Regions from separate parts of the Homo sapiens genome. Here region 1 is linked to region 2. Evidence: read pairs that join two places in POLR2A ChIA-PET (ENCODE). Cell type or tissue: PC-3. All regions are shown on one strand. Links, peaks and the distances in the headings refer to the core of each region. The heading gives the core; the rest is flanking DNA.

Region 1 (7,860 bases), core at 2,024-6,023, 1.0 Mb after region 2:
TAGGTCTGCTTTCAAAATTACCATAAATTTAATGACTTATGACATCACAAGAAATGAGTTCTACTGGGCTGGAATCAGGTTGTCAGCGGGGCTGTTTTTTCTGAAGGCTCCAGGGGAGCCTGTTTCTTACCTCTCCCAGTTTTTAGAGGGTGCTAGCATTCCTTGGCCTGTGACTGCATTACATCATTCTCTGCTTTTATCTTCTCATTGTCTTCTCCTCCTTAACTTCTGAATATCCTGCCTCTCTTTTCTAAGAAATCTCGTGATTACATTGGGCATTGGATCCACTCTGATCAACCAGGATTATCTCTCTTGTTTAAGATCTTTAACTTAATCACATATACAAAATCCCTTTTACATACAAGATAACTTACTCAGAGGTTCTGGGGATTATGACACAGACATCTTTTGGAGGGCTATTATTCCATCTAGCACAAAGATTGTCAAATTGATGTTAAATTATTCAGGGAATAAGAACATCTGAAGAAGGTTTATAGTAATATTGTGATATAGAAAATATCTACACAGTGTAGAACATAAAACACATAGTGTAACCCATAAAACAAATATTCTCTTTGAATACATTCTGTTTCTTGTATTTCATTTGATTAAAGCAGGAGCACATGGGAGATTTGCAAGTAAGTAGACTCCACCTTGACTGGTCACTAGCTATGGGCTGGTGTACTTCATCTAGGAAATATTTTCCAACTACTCACATCAAAGAGGCTGTTCCATTTCTGTTCTGTATGTGAAGACTGTGGCTGATCAAAATTACTAAAAGTGGGGTGAAGGAATCAGTAAACCATAGCACACAAAAGCTGGCTCTTCACCTGTGTTTGTAAATGAAGTTTCATCGGAACACAGCCATGCCTATTTGTTTCTGTGTTGTCTATGACTGCCTTTGCATAACAAGGACCAAACTGTGTATTGCAACAGACAGCTTATGGCCTGCAGAATCTAAAATACTTATTAACTCACTACAGAAAAAAATCACCAACCCCAAGGTTAGAGAACAAATTTCAGAATTAAAAAGACACACATGTGAGTTCCAGCTCTGCCACATGCTAGCTGTTTCATCTTGGGCATGTTACTTGCTGTGGGCATTTGTAGTTATTTGGCCTCTAAGAATCTGTTTGTGTTTATTATTATTTTGGTAATAGTTCACCTAAATTTTGATGAGGGACCACTCCTTCCTCATTCTCATTTTACGTGGTTTGGATGGAACTTACCCTACCCCAAGTTTCAAGGGCAAGCATGCAACCTAGACCGAAGCCAAAGGGCTAATTTAGGAATTTTGTCAGGGAGAAACATTTAATCCAATATGGACTAATGTCAACCAGGGATAGATGCATTCCATTTAGGCAAGAAAATATCTAGAGCTACTGCTTACTGTATAACTCCTTATAAAACTTGGGAATGAGGCCAAGAATAGATAAAATAAAAAATAGGAAAAAACCTGAATTCCGATAATGTTATTTGTGACCCTGCATGAAACCACACATGAAGCCAGCTATATGCATGGGGTTTTCAGTTACATGTATCAAAACATTCTGTTGTTGCTTAAGTCAGTTTGGGTTTGGTTATCTGTTACTTGCAGCTAATAGAGACCTAACTGATATAATATCTAAACTTGCTGAGCCTCAGTTTCTTCATCTTTAAAAACTAGAGTGAAAATATCCACCTCAATATCTTTTGTGATAACTAATTGAGATCATGTACCTGGCACATGGTACAAAAAAAAAACAAAAACAGAAGTGGTAATTCCCATTTTCATCATCAACATCATGATTAATGTTAAAGGTAGACCTAACATTGCTTCATCTCAGTAAATTCTACAAAATGCACATCTGAGCTCTCCCCTTGACTTAATATAGAAAGTTTAGTAACTCCATGCCTTAGATATTTTTATTTGTAAAGTAGAGATGACTAAATATTCATCTTTTTTTCAATGTTTTATGAATTAAGTGCCATCATGGACATAATTATTTTAATAATATAATATATTACATTAATTTTTGCAATAAATATTTGCAATAATCTTTGCAACAAATCTGTAAGTTGATTAGACCAAATTAGATCAGATCAAATGCCTAGATATGTGTAAATATATATGTGTATTTACTCAGCGGTCAGTAAGGCTGCCTCACCCTATATTAGGGTCAGAGATAATCTAGAAGAAGGAACTCATACCACGTCTGGCCCTGGCACTAACAAGACCCTTAGTGAGACCCACATTGAGCTCTGTACACTGGGTCATCCACGCTACCATGAAACAGGATATGGTCTCACCCTGCGTAAGTCATAGAGAGACATAGATGTCATTGTTTGTCCCAAAAAACAAAAGTCTAGATCTAGGAGGACTGAGTCCCAGATCCTCTTCCTCCATGACATCCCTATGCAATATGGTGAAAATTACTTGATTTCTCTGAGCCTCAAGTACTTCAAGTGTGCAATGCAGATGAGTGTAACTACCTTGTCTATCCCACGGTATTATAATAAGGAGCAACGGTGATAATAGCTATGAGAAAGTTTTAGGAAAAAGTAAAATATGTTGCTGTTCTCTCCATTATTATTAAGAATTAAATCCTTTTCCATGGATTTTTTAAAAACAAAAAACTTTTGCATACACAATTTACACAAATATGCAGCTAACTGTTGTTTCACTCTGAGTCAGCAGCTGAATGGTGTCTATCGTTTGCCAAGTTTAAAAATAGATGCTAGTCTTCTATTAACACTGGGTTCAAGAAAATTTAGGTTTAGCAATGGGTATCACTTGCATTTATTCCCATTTCTAGCTTAGAGGTCTTTGGAAGACTGTTTAGAAAACCTTTGGGCAATGAATAGTCTTACAAAACAACATTTGATGAGTTGGAATAAATGAATTAGAAACATATGGACCAAATTTCCCCAAAAATACATCAGGGTTGAAAAATTAGGGAGAAAAAAACACTTGGCTTTTCTGAAATATGTAAAGGCTAGCTTGAGAGACTTGACTAACCAAAAACTCCACAGCATTTTTGCACCACATATTGGCAAGAACTTGAGCTTCCTCTTCACTGACTTTTGGTACTGTTCATCAATTTCTCCCTTTCCAATGCAGGAATTTAAAATTATTATATTGTTTTCTCCAGGATTCTAAGACTCTCAAAAGTATATGCATGGAAAACCTAACCCATTTATTACAAACATTATGTGCTGATGAAAAAAATGTATGGTATATAAATATTTATCTTATAAAAATTGACATAATTTATTGAACAAAATGCACAGCTTACAAAATAACTAATACTTATAACCAATTACTATCGTTGTGGGTATCAACAAAGTGATGGAAAGAAGTTATAATGTTCAGTTTAGTTAAGTCTGTCTGGGGCAGCTTTAGTAGCTCTGGTGTTCTTTGAAAGTCATAGAAGCAGGTCACTTTAATATTACAGGTGCCACAGTCTCTTCTTGATTTAACCCCAGGCTCAAACCACATTAAGCTACCTAGATCTCGCTTCTGTTATTATACAAGAAAGAATAAGAATTGTCCTAACTGTTCATATCTAATGGAAGTGGTGAACACAACCAACCAATTAAGAGGATGGGATACCAATGGATGTGTGGGTGAGGGGAGGGGAAGTTACATTACATTAATGCTTATTCCAGCTCCTTCTTACTTATTCATAATAGGTGGGTTAGGTTTTCCATGCGTATACTTTTGACAGTTAGAATTTTACTGTTCTTCTCACTTAATTTTAGAATGTTTTCCTTTTATCTAAATTCTAAACAGATTCTTCCCTGCTTTTAACGAAGTTGAATCGATGGTCATTAAAAAATATATATATTTCTTTCAGTAACTCTAATGAGTTTCCCATTTACACTGAGTAACTTTATGAGGCTGAGATGAGAACATTAAAAGGATCATCATTTATTACTAGTCTGAAAATTATCAGTGAAACGACAACTAGAACTGAGGGCTTTCTGCCTTCACCTTTCTTTATATAACCCAGGAACCCATTTGTTTTGTAACAAGAGAGGGCAATGAGTAATACCTCTGATCTCCTATCTGTTAAAGCCTTTTCTAGCCCTTCCCAGCTCTGAGGGCTTCCTCTAAACTGCTGTAGTCTTTGTCTGAACTAATTCAGCATTTATCTTAATGTGCAAGGCCTTATTCACTAACATTCCATGTGCATGTATCTGTATCTGTCTAATCTACCCATTCAAATTGAATATTCCAAAGATAGGAACAGCTTATGCATCATAAAACCCACAGACTTATAATGCATATGGAGTGTATGCAAGACACAGCCTGTTTATTATTCCTTTTTTGGTCATGTTAGTAATAACCAACTTGTCTGATATATGTTTCACTAAATAAGCTCAAATACTTCATGGAGTGCATAAAGTTAATAATTTGAATACACATTCCCAGATTTCATTACTTTTAACAATATATTATGCTAGTTCTAGAATACATGTACTTGCAGTATACCCACATGCAGAAATTCCTTCAGCTCTAAACTTTTACACATTTCCTTTCTTCTCAGTTTATATTAATGTGGGCTGTTCCATAAGCAACATGGCTCTCCTTTCAGAAAAGGTTCAATTTTATTTTATTTTATTTCTCAAGGTGGAGTTTATTATTTTGAGTCAACTTGATAAATTGTAAGATTCAATATTAGACAGTTGGGTAATGTATGTTTTATTTTGTTTTAATGTGCTGCATTTATTATACTTCTCTGTCCTGAACCAAGTGGCCTTTTTATTATTAAAAATCTAATGAAAACAAAGTTCACAAAGAACCATTTTAAAGAATACACTTATCATTTTTTTCTAGTAGGTGGACTTACAAGAACCTGTTTTTATAGGTCTGAGCATGAATGACAAGCTGTTTGCTTGAGATTTATGTAGAATTTATAGTAAAAATGAAGTTTACATTTATTTTAAAACTAAATTAAGTGGATTCAGAAGCCATTTAAATAAAAAGTTGATTGAAATCTGAACCATGACAGTTTCTCAATAAGGAGCATTTGATATCTTTCTAATAGATTTGTTTTACTGAAGAGAAGTTTTAAATTAAGGTCAGGCTGGGGAAGAATAACAGGACTATTCTCAATACTTTTTATTAGAAAAATTATTATACTCACATTGTATTTATATCAGTTTATTTCAATGCACTTTTTTTGTAACACAGTCAACAATCACAACTTATCCATAGCCACCTTGTGGTTAATAATTTTTACTAAATCTTGGTCATCCCTTTGCATCTGGGTATCAATAATGAATCATTTCAAACTTACATTGACCCACTAGCTGCTGAGAAACAATTCTCCATGAGTCTCTCAAGGTTTTGCATGACTTGTAAGCAGAGACACAGACTGACTTTGTTCTGGGTTATCTTTTTAAGGATGTTTGAGTATAGAACAGCTTTAGGAGGGAGATAGAGATAGTAAATCCTCCAGAGATAAAGACAGACAAGCTTAGTGATTATTTAAAATGATTTGGGACCCCCTTAGCTCAAGGTTTCTCTCTTTTAATACAACCCACTACATTTGCGGGCCCTTTTTGCATCACCCTATTAGGCCCCAAGGAACCTGCACAAGGAAGTGCTGATGCTCTGGCTACTGCTGTTGTTATGAGCAACAAACTCCATTGTCTCTGACCCAGGAGTCTCGTGGTTTCCGCAGACTCCATGAAACTGGCAGCCTAATTTGTTAGTTTATAAGTAAGGGACAATCTCAGCCCCTTCACAGTTCTTAGCACTAGTCTTGCATTTTCTGAATTGCTTTAAAAAAATTCCTCTTTGACTGTATGAAGTTAAGGCTGCATAAAGACAAGACTGCTGGTTAAAAAATGAAAAATTCAGTCAAGTGTCCAGTGGAATGATTTGTGTTGAAACTAGATTATTTTATTAAGTGACTGAGTTGACTCATTGTTTTTCTAATGTCTAAATAGTTTAAGTTGGTTAGCATTTTAAAGATTAAAACAAAAAGTAAAATGGTTTAATTTTCAATTTCCAGTTTATTGTTTCGAAATCACACAGAGAGGATTGATTTAGTCCCTTTTTTCTTATTGAAGTTTAATTAATAGATTGTTTATTTCATGGATGAGGTTATGTGATGCTTAATGGGAGGAGCACGGATGTGATAGTGGTCAATAGGTGGGGCTCTGTATCTGGCGCTTGAGGATTTGGGCTTCAGCCCAAGTCCGACAACTTAACCATTGGAATAAGCTGGAGCATCTGTAATATGGATGTGATGACATCTGTCTGATCTTGTTTTTCTCCTCCCCAATCAGCAATGATTTTGCAAATACATTTGAATAAAATGAACTTTATTAGAAACAAAATTCATGAAAATGATGAGCTAAAATTATACAAGTGAATAAGACAAAGATGAGCCCAAGGTCCTAGGGGAGACCTTCATTGAACCAGAGCACAGAAACATGTCAAAGAAAGTCAACAAATTCTAAATGCCTCAAAACTAGGAATCCAGATGAGAATGAAATGGATCCATGGTTTTACCACAGACTTCATTTAGAATCTTGACCAAATACTATGAGGACTAGCTAAAAATTAACAGCAAGATCTTAACATGTATCCTTATTGTACTTAATTAACCTGAGGTTAACTCTCTAATAAGTTGTATATTATTCTAAATTTATGGTAATAGCTCAATTATTTTTAGTTACTCTTTTTACCACTTTCAAAATGTTGCAGCTGAAAGAATATTTTCAATACTATTCTAAATAGGGATCTGGGATAGACCTCCATGGCTCAAAATTCTGGTATCAGAATGAAATAAACTACGAACATTTCTCACTATAGGATGCAAATTTAGGTGGCTTATTTCATTGTGCTTTACTTCACTCTGTGGCACTCATGTCATCATTCTGCACCTTCTTTTGCTATTCTCATCTAGTGATCTCACCTTCTCTTTATAGAGCTCCTTCATCTTCCTTCTCTCTGGACTTTGCCTTCGCATATCTACCCACTATCCAACCATTCCTTTTTTTTTCTTCCACTTATGGTAGAGAAAAGTAAGTCACTCTTCTTTCCTAAAGGTGGTATCTCCACAGCTAATTGTATTTCCATTCACACTTGTCTTTCTCTGATTTTTCTTTAAAGGCAATTCCCTTTAAATTCTGTAGCAACTTGAATTCTCATTTCTTAAGGAAAGATTCCCCTCCACCTAGGGCTTGTGGATCCTGAGAAAATCTTTTCTGAGATCTGCTGCCCCCTCAAAATGAACACTCAGTCCTTCTTTGAGTTATGGAACTTCCAACAGAACATGCTGCTACACTTCTGTATTCATTGGTAAACTCACTGTAGTTTGTCTTCCCCTACACCATTTGCCTGCAGTTGTTCACTCAAAGAAACCAGTGAACCCCCATTGTTTTCTCAGACCATATCCAGTTTTTATTCTTTATAGCATTTGACACTGCAAACTATCTACCTTTCTGAAAGTGGCTCCTCCTTTGACTTCTGGGCATTGCACGATTCTCGTCTCCCTTCTCTTTCCAAACTCTTTTGTCTCTCCTGTACTTACTGTTTGTCCTCCTCCCATTCTCTAACTGGGAGTCTTCCCCCAGGATTTATCCTTTTATACTTTGCAACTATTTTACGTGTATTTTATCAGAATTCTTCATCTTATGGTTTTAAATAAGTCCACAGCATAAGTGACTTCCTGTTTTATATCAACAGCCTTAACATTTTCTTGACATCTCTCCCAAATTATCATTGTCTCTTGAATATTACTGCCCCACCCTAACCGCTCCAGCTCTATATGTCTGGGACCTAGTTCATGTTTCTCCCCTGAGCCTGCTCTCCCTTTGACATCCCCAGACTTCCTAATGGTTAAATAGTTTCTATAATAAAAT
Region 2 (7,860 bases), core at 1,358-5,357:
CTCTGATACAAAACTTTGTAGTGTCTCACAAGTTGACAGCCCCGTTAGCTTTGCCTTTTTGACTTTGAGCATGTTTTTAACTTTTCTAAGCTTCAGAATCATCACCTGTGTAAATACAATAATAAAAGCAACTCATAGAAATGTTGTGAAATGAGCTGGGTGTGGTGGCTTACTCCTGAATTCCAGCACTTTGGAAGGCTGAGGTGGGTTGATCATTTGAGCCCAGGAGTTCAAGACCAGCCTGGACAACATAGTGAGACTTCATCTCTACAAAAAATTAGCTCAGCGTGGTGGTGTGTGCCTATAGTCCCAGCTACTTGGGAGGCTGAAAGGAGAGGATTGTGTGAGCCTGGGAGATAGGCTGCAGTGAGCTAAGATTCTGTCACTATACTCCAGCCTGGGCGCCAGAGTGAGACCTTGTCTCAAAAAAAAAAAAAGGAAAAGAAAATAAGTGTTGTGAAATGATAATACATAAAAAGTGCTTTATAAATAGTGCCTACATCTAACTACATGTTAGCTAGTTAGTATTATCATTATTTTACAGTACTTTGGAAAGGTTGTAGCACAGAGACATTGGCCACTCTTGAAATAAGCAAAAGGTGGCCTGCATGTGATGATTCCCTGGCATACGAGTTATAAACTATAACAAGACTTAGGCAGCACTTTTATAATTGAAGTCACACTTATTTTCCCTCTATTTCTTGACATCAATTTTTAAGCTCTCTTCTCTGTTCCCCAGGTCCTCAGGATCTCTGTCTGTCCTCTGATTACTGATTATCATTTATTTAGTGCCTACTATTGTGCCAGGTCTGTGCTAAGCGCTTTTCATGTGTTATCATATTTAATCATCATAGCAACCCAGTGAAGTAGTTACTGTTTTTATCCCTGTTTTACTGATAAAGAAACTGAGACACAGAAGGGTTAGGTAACTTACCCAAAACTAGGCTATTAGAAAGTACTGGAATAAGAACATAACACCCCAAGTCTAATTCAGTAATCTGAGCTCTTAACCCCTATGCTATAACTCTCTAGTCATCTAAAGCTTCTCATTTAACACCTCACATGAATTCAAGATTCCCAGTACCAGAGGCATTCCTTCCTTGTTTCTTTCTCCTTCTCTACCACAGCCACATAAAAATTCTCATTGTATGTGTCTGTGAGTGTATTTCTGCATGTGTGTGTGGTGTGTAATCAGCATTTAAGTGGTGCTTACTAAGGGGTAGGCACTCAAAGAACTTTACATATTTTAATTATGAAAACCCAATGAAGTACCATTTTATTCCTATTTTTACAGATGAAGAAACTAAGACAGAAGACTTAATGTCAGAAAAGCCACTTAGATTAGTGTGTGGAGTTGAAATTGAATCCTGGTAGCCTTACTTCATTGTCCCTTACTAACTGTCCTCAATCACGTTTTTACCGGGAGTTCTGTTTGACTTAGGGCAAATTTTAAAGGTGTGAAGGAAGTTAAAGGTTAACCAATAGGCTTACCACTTTCAGGTGGTATTTACATTTTAAAAGAAAAACTGTAATAGAGAATGTTTTTAAAAGTAAGGACTTAAGATAAGTGCTAAGAGAAAAAATTCCAGCTATTTGGCCTTTTATTGGAAGCACACACCTGGAGTATGAACTTTTAAACTACTTGGTTTTAATCTTGGAATTGATGTGTATTGCATTTCTTGGATCATAAATCATGCTTTTATGAAATCCCAAACTTACTTTCTTTATGCCCAATTTTTACCATCCAATTCTCAAATCTTTTGTTTCAGCCAGTCTCAACTTGGTGTCATTTTATAAATATTTCATCATCTTTAACATTCCTATCCCTTTGGACATGCTGATTTCTTCTGCCTGGAATGCCAATAATAATATGATTACAATAGTAATTTTGATTTTCATACAGAGCACTGACTCAAATCTAGGATGTGTTTGGTTCTAGGTTCAGTGATCTTGCCGTCTGATCAACTGGCTTGGGTTATGGAATCTTACTTCCTTGGCTTCCTCCTTTCTTTTGTCATTCAAATTCTTGCATTAAGAAACAACTTGAATATCATCTTTGTAAAACTTCCTCTAAGCCATCCCAGATATCTCTGGTCACCCTTTCCTCATTGTTTTTCTTTAAGAACACCTACAAATTCTATTACAATTTGGCTATGTAATTTATTCACCCTACTAAACTCCTGAGTTCTTCAAGGAGAGAAACCTAGATTTAGATTTTTCCTTTGTCCTTTCTTGGCCATCACTCATAAGTGCTCAGTGAATGTTGAGGGACTGTGAGCCTTCTTAAAACTTTATCCCAGGCTAAGGAAAATGGCTCACTTTCCTGCCAGCAGCTAACCATTCGTATCTGGGGTCAGGGAACAGATGGCAAGTTTGAAAGGGAGCTGGAGGTTTGGGGGAAAAGGCAGCAGGAGATAAGAAATGCGTTATGACTACCTCAGTACGTCGGAGGTTTAGCCCTGCTCTGTTCAATATGGTAGCCTCTAGCCACATGTGATTTAAATTTAAGGTAATTAAAGAAAATAAAAATTCAGTTCTTCAGTTGTGCTAGCCACATTTGAAATACTCAATAGGCTCTTGTGGCTAGTGGCTACTGAGCAGCTTTAATAGAGAACACTGCCATGATTGGAACTTTTAGTCATTACTTCAATAAGCATCCTTTGTAGTCCTTTAAGTTCCAGATTTTTATAGTAGAATGCAAAATTAATGTTTAAGGCAACACACAGGACTTCAAAGGCATTTTTTACTTGTCTGGTGATTTCCGTCTATGCCCTTAGACACCTGGATATATCTGCTTCTGCTGTTATAAATCAGTGAGTGGAAAATTTTTTTAAAAACCTCATTTGATTAGGATATAATAATATTTTGAGCCAGTTCTATTTTCTGGTTTGCATAGTGATAATCTTTGATATCCTAGAAGTAAATCCTATTTTTTTAGTATGCTGGGAGACTTCATTACTTTGGCATTTTTAATTTGTTCATATTAAATGTCATCATTTTCATTGTCAGTGAATGCCTGATTAAAAACTTCTGAGATAGAGCTTCTTTAAGAAAATAATAAAATAAAACCATGACTTAAGGGAATTCTTCTGGATATTTTTTTAATTGGTGGGGTGAGTGCAGGTTGTATAAAATGGTGCTATAAACTTTTCATGGATTTATTGTGTGTTCATATTATGCATGTTGTGGTAGTCAAGCGGGGTAAGAAATGCACCAAAGAAAAATAGCCATGGTTTTGAAGTGGAGAATTGGTGTGGGTTACACCATCAGAAAGTGTTTCGGCTTGCTTTGGCTGCCTTTACAGTACCATTGAAAAACATGAAATCTGTGGCAATTTGTGTGTGAATACATCAGGACAAAACACTAGATGTCAGTGTTGCAGTTCTGACATGTTACCAGGAGCTAGTCAAGATTTTTCTGCTTTTAATCACCAAGATATTTTTTTATTGACCCAAACTTTTAAGCCATCTTGCCTCCTTACATTTAGTTAAATACTTACTACAGGAAGCACTTTTTCTAAGAATTGTTTATTTTGTTATTAGTGTCTGTGTAATGCTACTGACTCTGAAGAGTAAAACATATACAGTATTAAAATAATACAGTTTTCAGCTAACTATATTCTTCAAACTTTGTTTTCCAGTGTACTTTCCTGGGTACACTGGTCCTAGGAGATGCCTCTTGGGGAAACATTTTGTGGCCCTGGAATAAAATAATTCAGTCTTTTATTGAATTTGTTAATAGTGCTGCCAGCTTTTAATTTAGATACCTTTTTTTTTAGTGTTATGGGCAATAATAAGGTTCTTATATATTAACTATATTTGTATGTTAAAGCCTAGAGTCACAAATGTGTTCAGATTTCTTAAATTGACCCAGCGTATAAGATACAGAAAAAACTTCAAATTAAATGTTTTCATTAATTTTTTTGTCTTTATTAAGAAATATGCAGCTCTATTAGCATGATAGAATTGCAAGTGATTTCTTGTCTTTATAACATTTTCTTTTATACTGTTGGCATTTCGTGTTTTAAGATCATGCTTTTAAAAAATGTGAAATGTTATTGTTCTTTGCTATGTAATGTTCAGTTAGTTTTTTGAAGATACTTTATTTTTACTCATGCTCGAGGTTCATTTTTATATAGGCATGTTTTTATTTCCTACTTTCTAATTTGTTATTAATTTTTACTTGAAACGTATTAATGTTTTACATCATTTTTTGTTTCATGAATTTTCAGCACTGAAAAAATAAAGGTATTACGCAAAAATAATGCCCAAATTGCAAGTATTGTAATCACTTGCTAAAAGTCAGGTCTTTTTATGGCTTAAAGTCAAGAGAGTAGAGGGGATCACTCAGAAGGTAATACCTGACTATACACTGTCTTCCATTTACTTTGGTCATAACAATAAGCTGATATAAAAAGGCTAAGAGGATGTTTAAAGGCAAATTATGAACATTTTGTTGAAATTATTTAAAGAAGAAACTGAGCCTCGGAGTTGAAGAATAGATAATTTTGAAGCAACAACAAGACTCAATCAATAGACTTCTCAGAAGGTAGAAACAGCGGTTATGGTTCTGATGCTTGGCTTTGGTAAGGGTAAATGGACCCAGAGCAGCCTCACTGAAATGCTGCAGTGCTTTTGGCATATGGATTGCTTTCTAATCCTCTGCATTTAAGTGAAGGTTCTGATCCGGGTGGGTGGAACAGAATTGAGTAAAGTAAGGAGCAGCAGGAAACCTGCTTATGCCTTGGCCTTTTTCTTCTAGTGTTAAATAGTATTTTATCTTAATGCAAGTATATCAATATTTAAAAAAATACTTAAACTACTAATATTGTTACATTTGTAGAGGTACTTTGATAGGAAAAGTTTCAGCTAATGGCATTTTCTGTAATAATCTTTTGAGATTCAACTAGTTTTGGAGTCATCCAAAGAAAGTGCAGTTGTTTACCCAAAGACATCACTGCTAAATGGCAGCTGTTTGTATATTACTGAGTTTTCTTTCTTGTTGACTTCTCAGCCTTCTTTGTTAGCTCTTCTTCTGCTAATTAAAAAACACTCCAAGTTACTAAGCTATTGGATGATTGTCTTCTTCCAAGTATTTCCTAATAAGTTCTGCAGGTTTCTGAAGAACAGAAGCTCTCCAGAGGGCTCTGGATCATAGAGATGCATGCATGCAATGCTGGGTGCTTGTGCTCTCCTTGTTAAAGTGCACTTAATTTAAGAAGGTGAAAAAGAGCTGCTCAGCAAGTTGATTTGCAAGACAAGCCGCCTTCTGGACTATTGTTTCTGCTAATCTTCCTCATCCATTTGAATTTTAAATGATGAACTAGTTTGCTGGTAACCTGTAGGTGCTTTTTTTGGTGGTTCTCATGATAAAATTCAATGGTACACTTACACATTTGTATCTTCAATCAGAACTTGGTATTTTCATTCAGTCACTCAGTCCTACAATTGAATCTAGTATCTTGGGCACGTTGTTAGATAATTTTTTTTTCCAAAAATGTTAAAATGCCCAATTTTCTAATGTTATATGCAAATTCTTTTACATGAGGCTGATTTTTAGTTTTAGGCTTTTTTTCTGCATACAAATTCAGAATTTTAAATATCTGGGACAAATCCCTTAGAAGATTTATTCTGATAATACTGTACCTTTTTCTTATTAAAGTTTTCTGTTATTTGTTTTAATAACCTTCATTAGCCCCTTCCATTAGTTTAGTGACACAATTAAGGTTTGTGTACTTGAATATACCTTGCACCAACTCCATGCCAACATCTGTCACCATTTTGACAATAAGGACGTGGCAGAGGCTGTTGGATTTGTTTCTGCTGCCTGGGTCCTGGGTTTGGAAGCTGCTGTGACATCCCCTGTATATGTGGCTGGGCGAGGTCTCTGGGAGCTGATGGCAATGGGATAGATGGTCCTATTGCTCTTCATCATTACTGTAGCTGTGGGACTCAGAAAAGTACCCCCCTTGCAAAAATGGGGACAGGCAGAGCTCCAGGAAGGGTTCGGGGGGCCTTGGCAGCCTCTGCCTAGGATATTAAAGTTTAATTTGCCTTTACTCTTTGGTTCTATAGGAAGCTGTGGATCGGAAAAGGACCACTTTTATTCTGATGATGACGCAATAGAAGCTGACAGTGAGGGTGATGCTGAGCCCTGTGACAAAGAAAATGAAAATGATGGAGAATCAAGTGTTGGGACTAATATGGGCTGGGCAGATGCTATGGCTAAAGTCCTCAACAAGAAAACTCCTGAAAGTAAACCTACTATTCTGGTCAAAAATAAGAAGCTGGAAAAGGAAAAAGAAAAGTTAAAGCAAGAAAGACTAGAGAAAATAAAACAGGTATGTTCCACCAGTTCTCTTGTAGATTAGATTGTTTGTCTAGGCTAGCTCTTATCTTGACCGAACTGTTTCTTGCAGTGTTTGACCAATTAACGTTCCAGTTTTTAACTTGTTTTTTATGTGAAGGTGGATAACTAAGGTTATGTTTAGGAATTTAGTCTAAATTATTCCATTGAGCATGTTCACTTTTTAATCATCTATGCAAAGGCAAAGTAATAGAAATGTAAACGCTGAGGAAACATCTTTTTAAAATCAAGTAATTATACACATGGTAGTGATTCCTGAGCCTATTTTATTTGTTTTAGCTGTCTGTTTGCTGACTTTATTAGGTTGTGAACTAAGAAGCATGTTAGTTACTTTTTTTTTTTGCCAAAACTTATTTTACAATAGGAATCTGTGACAATGTCGTAACTCAAGGATTGGTTGTAGTTCTGAAAACGGATTATTTCAGTGTTAGATACAAATCAGTGTTGGATAAATTTGAATTCATTATGCTTTTGTTGAACTACTGATGATAGTTGTTAGACTAGGTATAATCTATTAATTAAAGGCCAAAAGTTGTACATAAATTTGTGGTTTATTATAAAAGCTAAAAATCCATGATAAGGCTTTCATATCACCTGTACTTGATGATCTCTGTCTAAAATACTTGGTTACTAAATTAAGCATGTTTTTTAATTAAAGAAAAATAACTTTCTACAAATGTACTGGCAGCATAGAAGTACTAATTCCCAAAGTCACTTCATAGGTAAAAATGAAAGAAACATAGGTTTGAACTGACATATATTTCCTTTTATGTTTACCATCTCCTTTTCTTGTTTCAAGATGAATGTTTTCTTTGTTCTTAATACTGGTTGCTCTGTGTGAAAGGTGGAAATTTTTAAGTATTGCTCTTAGAAACACAGCATACTCTATTATTAATTCAATATTCTTATTGTACTTTATTTAAGGTAAGTTTTGTCTTTAAATCTTATGGATAGCTTTTCAACTGAAAATTTGAATCTTTGTTTATTATCTGGCAAATGCTAGAAGAGGCTTCAAAAATATCAGAATCTTTGATTTCCTCTGGTCTCAGAGTTCTAGTGAGGGTAAGAACATTTTGAAGCCAAGAGGAATGAGTCTGTAACTCTGCTCTAGGCCAAAGCTTTGAGTGCTAGAGATGATACTGTCTCCATAATGCATGAAAGCACATGTATTGATACCAGAAGCAAGACATGGCAGCTACAAATGCTCTTTGTGTGTATTTCTTAGAAGAGAATATGTAAATTATTATTTCCTAATTTAACTATTATGGTTTTCCAATATATCAGCTACTTATTTCTAATCATAAATACAAAAACAAATTTCAGAGTTAAGAATGTTTCAGGATTAAGCATACATATTATCCTTTGAGTACGGAATATAATTAAGAATTGACTGTTTCAAACTTAAAAGTAAGATTTTAAAAAAAAATTCCTGTCATAATCTGACAGTGAATTTCATGACCACTAAAATGAATTGTCTGGTTAGGAGAATAATCT

What was found. Peaks named below come from ENCODE experiments on the same cell type or tissue, not always from the same donor. Only the 100,000 strongest peaks of a DNase experiment are listed, where the experiment ranks them.
Region 1: POLR2A ChIA-PET joins it to region 2 with 6 read pairs; 1 of 35 experiments calls an interaction of 5 or more read pairs at or near these places.

Annotation. Positions count from the first base shown.
Region 1 is chr1:219,336,879-219,344,738 of GRCh38, forward strand. It overlaps a transcript of LYPLAL1 not described here. Among named protein-coding and RNA genes, the nearest start is that of LYPLAL1, 170 kb to the left of the region's middle. In PC-3, for the core only: no CTCF peak of the experiment used is centred there; a DNase peak (open chromatin) is centred at 4,093.
Region 2 is chr1:218,296,220-218,304,079 of GRCh38, forward strand. RRP15 (ribosomal RNA processing 15 homolog) reads left to right here. Exons shown (of 5, transcript NM_016052.4): 2 at 6,075-6,340. Among named protein-coding and RNA genes, the nearest start is that of RRP15, 15 kb to the left of the region's middle. In PC-3, for the core only: CTCF peaks have their summits at 3,371 and 3,570; a DNase peak (open chromatin) is centred at 3,382.